2 separate regions of the Mus musculus genome follow, and region 1 is linked to region 2. The links are chromatin contacts, found by POLR2A ChIA-PET in ENCODE. All regions are on one chromosome and are shown on one strand. Each heading gives the region's core, a stretch centred on a gene start or an enhancer-like site at or near the end of the contact. The rest is flanking DNA. Distances are from core to core; before and after follow the strand shown. Region 1 holds the start of 2210408F21Rik (RIKEN cDNA 2210408F21 gene). Region 2 has its middle 26 kb from the start of Mir29b-1.

Region 1 (3,992 bases), core at 514-3,013, 130 kb before region 2:
AACATCATATTTAAATATTTTCTCTTCTTGAGTTTGTTTTAGTTCCAAAGCTGGGGAATGAAGTTTCTTTTGGGGGGGGGCAGGAGGGGGGATGGGTTTTTCTTGCTTTACATGTTAAGAATGGCTTTCTCAAATGGCTAATAAAGTATCCCAGTAGTGCCTTAACCCTCCTACAATGACGTTTTCCACGAGAATTAGCATTTAATTGGGATAATTTGTTGTCAACGGAAAGCAAAGATTCCTTTCCAAGAGGATCAGCGTGATAATGTCTTACCAGCTAGAGCACAGAGACCAAATATAAACCAGTTCTGAGAAACAGGAAGTGAACCTGACTGGTCTAGTCTGAGTGTCCCTGGCAGTGACGCAAATACAGAAATCAAATTAGGAAAACAAGGTATGTGGGTGTGAGGCAATCGATAACAATCCAGGATGCTACAACATAAGCAAAGAAGCCTTCAACCAAATGCCGTTCATTTTAATAACACCCCGAGCAGTTTGATTTCCCTGGAACGCACTGGTGATTAGAGAGCAGGGACGAGCATGAGTTCCCTAGCAACCGCATGTGCTTTTGAGACAGTCATTAGCCTTTCCGTTAATCCCCTCAACCCCTACTTCTAAATGTACGACTGACATTAAAACGTTCCAGAAAGTGCTTCTTGAGATTTCCAGGAGGGACATGGAAAGGAACATAAGATAATAATAATAATAATAATAATAATAATAATAATAACAATAATTGCTGTCCTGAGAACTGCGGGCAGGTGAAAGAGCAGTGTTCCTATGTGCCCAGCCTGTCTCTACAGTTCATTGCTCTCAAGTCTAGGTTTCCAATTCCCCTGGGGGGCGGGGGAGGGGGGAGAAGGGGCAATGGAGGTGAAATTGTCGGGAGTTTAAGGTGGTCTCCTCTTGCTACCTGGAGCAGTATTGTTGTGTCTCTCACAAGCATCCCTCTGAAGGCAGGGTGAACCCTGGAGTGTACAGGTGGCCATTTGTGTAGTGGCAGACTGACTGACAGCTTGGATAGGGCAACATATACCACATTTTCTTTCTCCTTTAAGCCCCATGAATTACCTTGGTGGAAGGAGCTGGTGAAGAAGGGAGGAGGGTGGGCTTTTTCCTATTGATTGTTTAATTGCACCAGAGGCTGCTTGTCTAGGGCCACCGGCCAAGAGCGTTATTTTTGTGGCTAAAGTGGGGTTGGGCCAGTTTCCCAGCCTTTCCCCTAGATTTGAAGAAGACAACCCAGAAAGTCCAGAAAGGCTAGAGGAACCTGGGGTGTGTTGGCCTTTTCATTTCAAGGGTGTCCTACAGCGCCAGGGCTGCTGGGATTAAGTTCCTGCAACCGTGAATCATTGCCTTTAGATGGGTCCTGAGTTCGGGATCTACAACTCCACCCACCGTGTGGCTAAGGACAACTGTCATTAGGCAAATAGTTCTTGCTGCTACTGGCAGACCAACTCTTCTATAGCCTGGGCTCCTATTAGTCGGACACTTGACTCCTTGGGGCTCGGGTAGCTCCTAGCGGTCCCGCCGTCCCACCTAACCCCCCTGCGCGCTCCCTTCCCAAGGCGACCACCTGCGCCTCCCCACTTACCCTCTGCCCCGCGGGGAGGGCCCCTCAGGGTAGCAGAACCCTCCCTGCTCCCAGGCGGCTCAGGGGGAGCTCGGTGTTTGCCTCCAGCCCTTCGCTACCGAGGATCAGGTTCCTCCCCTCCTCCCCCTCCAGCTCCGGCCGCCGCCGCCGCCTCCTTCTTGCATGACACAGCAGAACCGCAGCTGCAGCAGCAAGTCCAAACCATCCGCCCAGGAAGCGCCGCAACCAGGGCTTGGGAGGAGCGGATGGGGCAAGGCAGGGGTCTAACCCAGGGGTAGTCTTGGACCCACTTTCCACCATAAACTCCCTCTTTGCCCAGGGCAAGCCGACAAAATGTGGTTCAAGCTGACCAGGCCGAGCCGTGGAGGAATGCTGGGGTTCGCCCGCAGAAGGGATGGGACCAGAGAGGAGGGGTAAAGGAGACCCCAGTAAAGGGCAGGCCATTTCAGGTGAAGAAAGGTAAGAGGAATCTGTGAAGTCAAGGGCCAGGCTGTGGAGGAGATTAAAGGAGGTCAAAGAGAGGTAAGGGGGTAAGGTTGCTGAGAAGAGAACCAGCTGCTTCTTCCTGCTGCTGCTGCTGCTGGTGGTGGTGGGGTTAAGTATTTGGGAAGGCCTGAGCTGGGTACATAAGCAAAGAGCCTGAGCTGGGCGGTCCAGGCAAAAGAGGGTTAAAAGGATGAAAGAATTAGACTTGAGGTTAGAAGGCCATAAGGATGGGTGTTAGAATTAGAGGGAGACCTAATGCATTCATAAGTGATGGAGAGAGACGGATAATCAAGGCCAGGCCGGAATGTTGGTCCTCTCCCATCCCACTCCTCAGTTACTGAGTTAGTGTTTTCTTATCCTTTTTCCACAATTCTGCCAACCCCGTTTTCCTTATAAAGACGGAAAAGTGTGAACCAACAGAAAAATAGCAATTTAATCATAGATTTTACTTATAGGATGTTTTTCCATGGTACATAAAAATGTAGAGACAGAGAATTGCGATTCGAAGTAGACCCCCCCCCCCACACACCTTGCACACACATACATTGCAAGTCATTAAGACTAAGGACTTCAAACTTAGTTTCCATACATCACTAGACACGAATAAGCCTTTAAACGCTAATACTTAAGTTAAATGCTAGCAGTGGGGACAGAATTGGTGGTTTGGAATATCAGGAAAATGCACGTTTGCGCTCTGTCCACACACACGCATATATATGTATATATAATTTCTAGTGTGTAGCATGCACAGTATGATTAAGGGATAAGCATGTTTCCCTGATCATCTTATTTCCAACCAAGCACGCATTTTATGGCAGTCATCTTGTCACCATTTGGAAGAATGTGGTCAGAAAAGTAGTGCCCAAACTGCCACTTTGGTTTTGTCTGTACCTTACAGGTCATGGCTTCATACCTCACTTCCTGACACAAACAAGTTTTTACTGTTGTCAGCAACAAAGCCCTAATATAGCCGCGGAAGAGAAAAACTGCCTTGCATTTTGCCTCTTGAGAGCATCATCAACAGTTACCGGAGGAATGTAATTCCAGAAAGCTCCGAAACTGGTAGTGATGGTAATTATGGACCAAATGCCCGGTTCTGGTTGTTATTTTCTGGGCATTTCTGTTCTACCAACGATCTGCGAGTGAGCTCACTGAGAGGGCAAATCTGGCTTTTCTTTTTGACTTTGTAAAATTTAATCAGGCCTGATAGGGAACTCACAGCTCTTGGGGGAAAATAAAGTAGGAACCACGAAATGTCATTTTAACAGAGCGTGGGCTTGGTGACTGCAGGAAAGGATTTAAGGACGCTCCTGTTCCGCTTGCTGTGTAATGAGCACTGGCTCCACGCACGCACCGACGCCATAGCTCCCGGATGCAGTGGCTCCCTTATCTGGGCTTTCGCAGCGCCACAAGCCCCTTCGGGATGCTTCGAGGGGCTCCTGGTGGGTGGTGGTACAAATGCTGCCGCCGCCGCCGCCGGCGGTCCTGCTGCTGTTGTTGCTGCTGCAGTCACGTGGGAGCCCCTTTAAGTTTCCATAGAGAGGCCTCTCCGGTGTCACATGATGGACATGATATAATGAAACAACATTGTGGAGAGGAAAGCATTAGGGGAGCCCACGGCTACAAAACAAGTGAGAAGAGGTGGGAGAAAGAGAAACTACGCCACCTCCTCTGCAGCCGAGCGCACGCAGCAGCCTGGCGTGACAAGTGGGCGACGCCAGGGACAGAGAGTGGGGGTCCTCCGCCCGCTCCGGGGACCCTGTCGCCCACCGTGGTGCGCTGAGCAACTTTTAGCCGGCAGCCCCGCACCTGTCTCAGAGTCCCCATCGCTCCCCACCAACCATCATGGGAAAATTCTAGAAGAATACGCTCTCGGAATCTACGTGCGCATCATTTTCCTCCTCACTCCAGA
Region 2 (4,122 bases), core at 1,623-4,122:
TGAGGCAGGGGGCCATGCCTAGCTCACACTAACACCGCTCACTCGTGCTTCCCAGGGGTGAATGGGCACCGGACAGATTGAAGCTTCTAGCTTGAAGCCTCAGTCTAACTCTGTCACATCCTCGAGCAGGGATGTAGATGTGAAGGGCCAGATTTAAATACCAACACAAGTTGACTGCGAAGCCCCCCCTTATCCATCCTGGTTGAAAACAGGTCCTCTGAATCCTTCTCTCCGAGTTAGCATCACTGATCTAGCAGGCAAAGTTTGTAAGGCCCACGGAGCTGTTTACTGTGGACAGACTGACCTACCTGGTCATCTTAAACTTGTTAGTGTGTAGTAGTTAAACTTTCTAGAAAGCTGCATTGGCAAGTGACAAAAGCCACACTGTGGCTTTAAGGCAATTCCCATAATGCTCTGCCACTCTCGGCGCACCTCATGGAGGTGGCTGGCGGGCTCTGGGGCACAAGTCAAGGTCACCCTCCCATGGCTTTTGAGTGCCTTGTCCACCGCCCACTGATTGGCCAACCTTAGGTACGTCCCCAAGCTCCCTCTGTTTCCTTATCTCTAGGATGGGGTAATAGTGGCCCTTAGCCTATAAGGTTGCCCAGAAAATTGCTTGAGTAGAGCACGAGGCAGGCCTGTGTGTCACCAGATGATTAAACTGGCCTAATTAGGTCGGGTGGCCTGCCTGAGAGCAGATTCACAAAAGGAGCTGGACCCCAGAGCTTGTGTCCTACCCAAATGTCCTACCACTGTGTCTCCTGTCCCGTAAAGGCACAAACACAACGGGTTCACTTGTTTCCGTTGTTTGAAGGAGAACTTTGAGTAAATGTTACGCAGACGGAGCACTTTTGTGTCAGGGTTTTATTTTGTTTGAAGAGGGTGGACTCTGTACACTTGTATGGTATCCACAACAATGCAAGTGGCAGGAAGATGTGAAGCAGCCTCGGGATCCAGTCACATTTGGAGTGTCCAGCCATAGGGCACCCACCCAAGTGAGCACATCTCTCAAGGACAGCAGTGACCTCCAAAGCCACCATCTGCTTGGCATGTGTCCCCTGTGCCCCTCCTTAGCTTCTGCTTCATGGCCTTCTAGTTTGGCTTTATGTTCCCTTCCCCCCTATCCAATACTTCAGGACTGACCTCCCAGGACTGTTCCGTCGGCAGTCAGAGAGGACGGGACTAGCCACACGCACCACCCTTGAGATTTGAACCTGGTATGTGTGTGACACTAGGGGAGGGAGGCTTCCTGTTGGCAAGATGGGAAATGAGCTATCCAAGCATTTGAGCAGTGCTCAGAATACCAGTCAACGTCCTTCCTCCCACCAGCATAGCAGCAGCAGGACTTGTAGACTCATGCTCTCTCACTGAGGACAACCATAAGGTCTCAAAGGTGAGGGCAGCAGGGTGAGTGTGTATTCTCATCTCCAGTTATAACTGGTGAAATATGTTCACATTATGCAAATGGTTCCCAGTATCAGTCTGATGGCCTGTGGATATAGCCCCATAGAGAGCGACTTGCCTAACCTGTGTGAAGCCCTGAGTCCAGTCCCCAGTGCTGCCAAAGGCAAGCAGCAGCAACATCAACAACATGACCATTTGTAAAAATGTTCAAAACAGCATGTCCCTTCTTAGTATCCAAAAACAAGAAAGAAGAGAGTCAGGCCAAAACATCCAAAGGCGCTGAAACAAAACCAGGAAGGACTTGCTCTGTCTCTACTCCGAAGTTGTCGATTGCAGAGGCTTGTGTACCCTCCTCTGGCATTGACACACACCCTCCCCCCACCGGTTCCCCCCACCCTCCCCTCACCCAGAATGAAGGCTCATTCTCAGCTGGACCATGTAAGGCAAGGGCGAGCTCTTAGGAAAAGGCTGCCTTTCTCCAGCATGCATGGTGTCCTCAGAAAGAAACCCTGCCACGACTGATACTCTACCTTCCCCATGCATCTGAGCAGCCTGCCGTCAGGAGCTCCTATACCCTTCTTCCTGGCATAAACTAATAGGTTTGGCAAAACACCAAACACCATACTTCAATGGCAGCTTCAAAGGACACCTTAGTGTTGGATGACGTGTGCGCTGCTGTTAACGTGACTGTCCCATAAACGGCTCTGAAAATGGTTCCTTCTACGAACCTAGGGAGTGGCAGTAGACTCTGTTTAATGCCATCTGGGAGGAAAGAGGATTTCATGTTTGAAATTTGGGAATAAACAAAACCAACTTTCTCTCTCCTGCAAGGGTTAATGCTCCAGTCAGCTTCAGATGGGTTCTCTTGAGTCTTACAATTGCTTTTCTGGTCACGCACTCAGAAGGTCTAAGCATTTGTGGATCTCACCCTCCACCCCCACCCCAAATGCTATTCTCTTTGGCAGTCTTAATTACACAGGGGTTGGGAAACCAAATTAAAACTAGGCGTGGCTGGGTAAACAGCGATCACATTGCAGGCTTTTAGCTTTGCTCTTGGGGCTGTCTCTCCTTCCCGTAGCTCTGCTTTGCACTTCGTATTTTCCTGAAGGAAATAGCATGGGGTCTTTTGGAAATAGTCACAGGAAGTGGGACTCGGTGGCTGGTTACTCACCAGCCGCGGAGTCAGTCCTGACAGGTGGCAAATGCTGCTGCCTCCCTCCTGATTTATGTGAAAATAGCCCCGAGAGGCAGCCATGAGGGTGGGTGCACAGCCCAAAGGGCTTTTTGTCCACCGTGGCTTTCACGAGGAGACTGGTCATGGCGTGTCATCTGGATTGGGGGGGGGGGTGTGACTCAGAGCTGAGCTGGGGTCGCTCCACACACGTGGTAGCCACCGTGGGGTTTCTGCTCAGTTCTCAGAGTGCAGGCGGTCTCCTAAAAATGATCTCTCCCTCCCACCCCCAACAGCCGTCCTTTCTCAGTGAGTCACTTCCAGAAATGAATAGCCGCAGATTTTGGAATGAGCATTGTGAAATCTCTCGTTTATAATGGCAGGTTTTCAGTTGGTGGCTTGATCAGACATTTTCTCAAGATGAAAATGAGACCTTGTCTTTAAAAAGAAAAGAAAGTAAGTAAGCCCTGTGGATTCAGAAAGCAAAAGTCTCCCACTGAAGAGCTGTCACAGCTGACCTAGCCCTGTGTGTCGAGCTGTGTGTCCTTAGATCTGCCTGTTTGGATGAGTTCTTGGAATTACGGACCTCTCAGCAGTAGTAGCTGGTGGTTTCCAATGCAGAAGGTTACTATTTGAATCAGCTCTCCTCTGGGTGAGTAGGTGGTAGTTTCCCAAGGTGTTCAGCAACTTGAGCCGTGGATTTAAAAGACTGCTGGCAGCTCTTACACACTTCTGCTTCCTGAAGCCCAGTGGATGGTTCTGCCGAGCAGCAGGAGGACCCTGGGGTGTGTTTGAACAGTGTGGATGATTGAATTACCACTCTGTCTTCTGAATATGGAGATCTTTTGAGGAGGAGAAGGTATTTTTGCAGAAGGAAGTGGTTTTATTTGTTTTAGGGGGAGCTTTCAGAGGGGTAACTATTGGGTTTCTGTTTTAAGCACTAAGACCCTTCTTTGGTGTGAAGGAGATAAATGACTTAGGGTCTTAACAGAGAAGTTTTTCTGTAACTCTGAGGAAGCTGTATGGCACTACTAGCAGTAGCCTCTGTCCAAGGAGGATGCTAACCCCAGCAGAGACTGACTATCTGACAGTACCCACTCTGGGTCTGCCAGGCCCCATGGGCTCCTGGGTTAGTGGGAGCACTTTGTGCAGGGCAGAGAGAATGAGCCCAGTTACTGGAAGCGGGGAGTGTAGCTGCAGGGATTGTTCTCTCAAGTGGATCAGTTGTTTGACCTACTGACTCATTTCGTAGGAATTGGGAAAACAACCTAATGTGGTTTTATTGTCGCTGTTCAGGACTGCAGGGTCTCAGCCTGGGATTGTGATGGGCTGGAGGAAGGTGCTGCTAGCATTCATGCTTTCTGCTGGCCCGCTCTTGGCTCTCCTGTGGAATTCAGTCCTCTGCTTCCAGGACAAGCCCAGCCTGCACTTGGGGATCCTTGGGTGACCGTTCAACCGTGAGTATTTTTTTTGAAGCTCACTGATTCTTGCTTAAAAACTTATAAATGGCATTTCATCAAAGGAAGAGCTTCAAAGAACTATCTTTG

The links. ChIA-PET counts read pairs that join two places held with the same protein, here RNA polymerase II (POLR2A).
Region 1: POLR2A ChIA-PET joins it to region 2 with 24 read pairs in Patski. The contact joins the promoter of 2210408F21Rik here to the enhancer-like site in region 2. POLR2A ChIA-PET finds 5 or more read pairs at or near these places in 2 of 5 experiments (Patski and embryonic stem cell).

What each region holds. Positions count from the first base shown.
Region 1 is chr6:31,218,122-31,222,113 of GRCm38, reverse strand. 2210408F21Rik (RIKEN cDNA 2210408F21 gene) reads right to left here and starts at 1,763. Exons shown (of 6, transcript NR_040262.1): 1 at 1,595-1,763. Lncpint (long non-protein coding RNA, Trp53 induced transcript) reads left to right here and starts at 3,640. Exons shown (of 4, transcript NR_110471.1): 1 at 3,640-3,992.
Region 2 is chr6:31,087,402-31,091,523 of GRCm38, reverse strand. No RefSeq gene overlaps it. Among named protein-coding and RNA genes, the nearest start is that of Mir29b-1, 26 kb to the right of the region's middle. Within about 2 kb of position 2,872, at least 1 of the 3 ENCODE cell types and tissues checked has a DNase peak (open chromatin) inside an H3K27ac peak, as active enhancers do.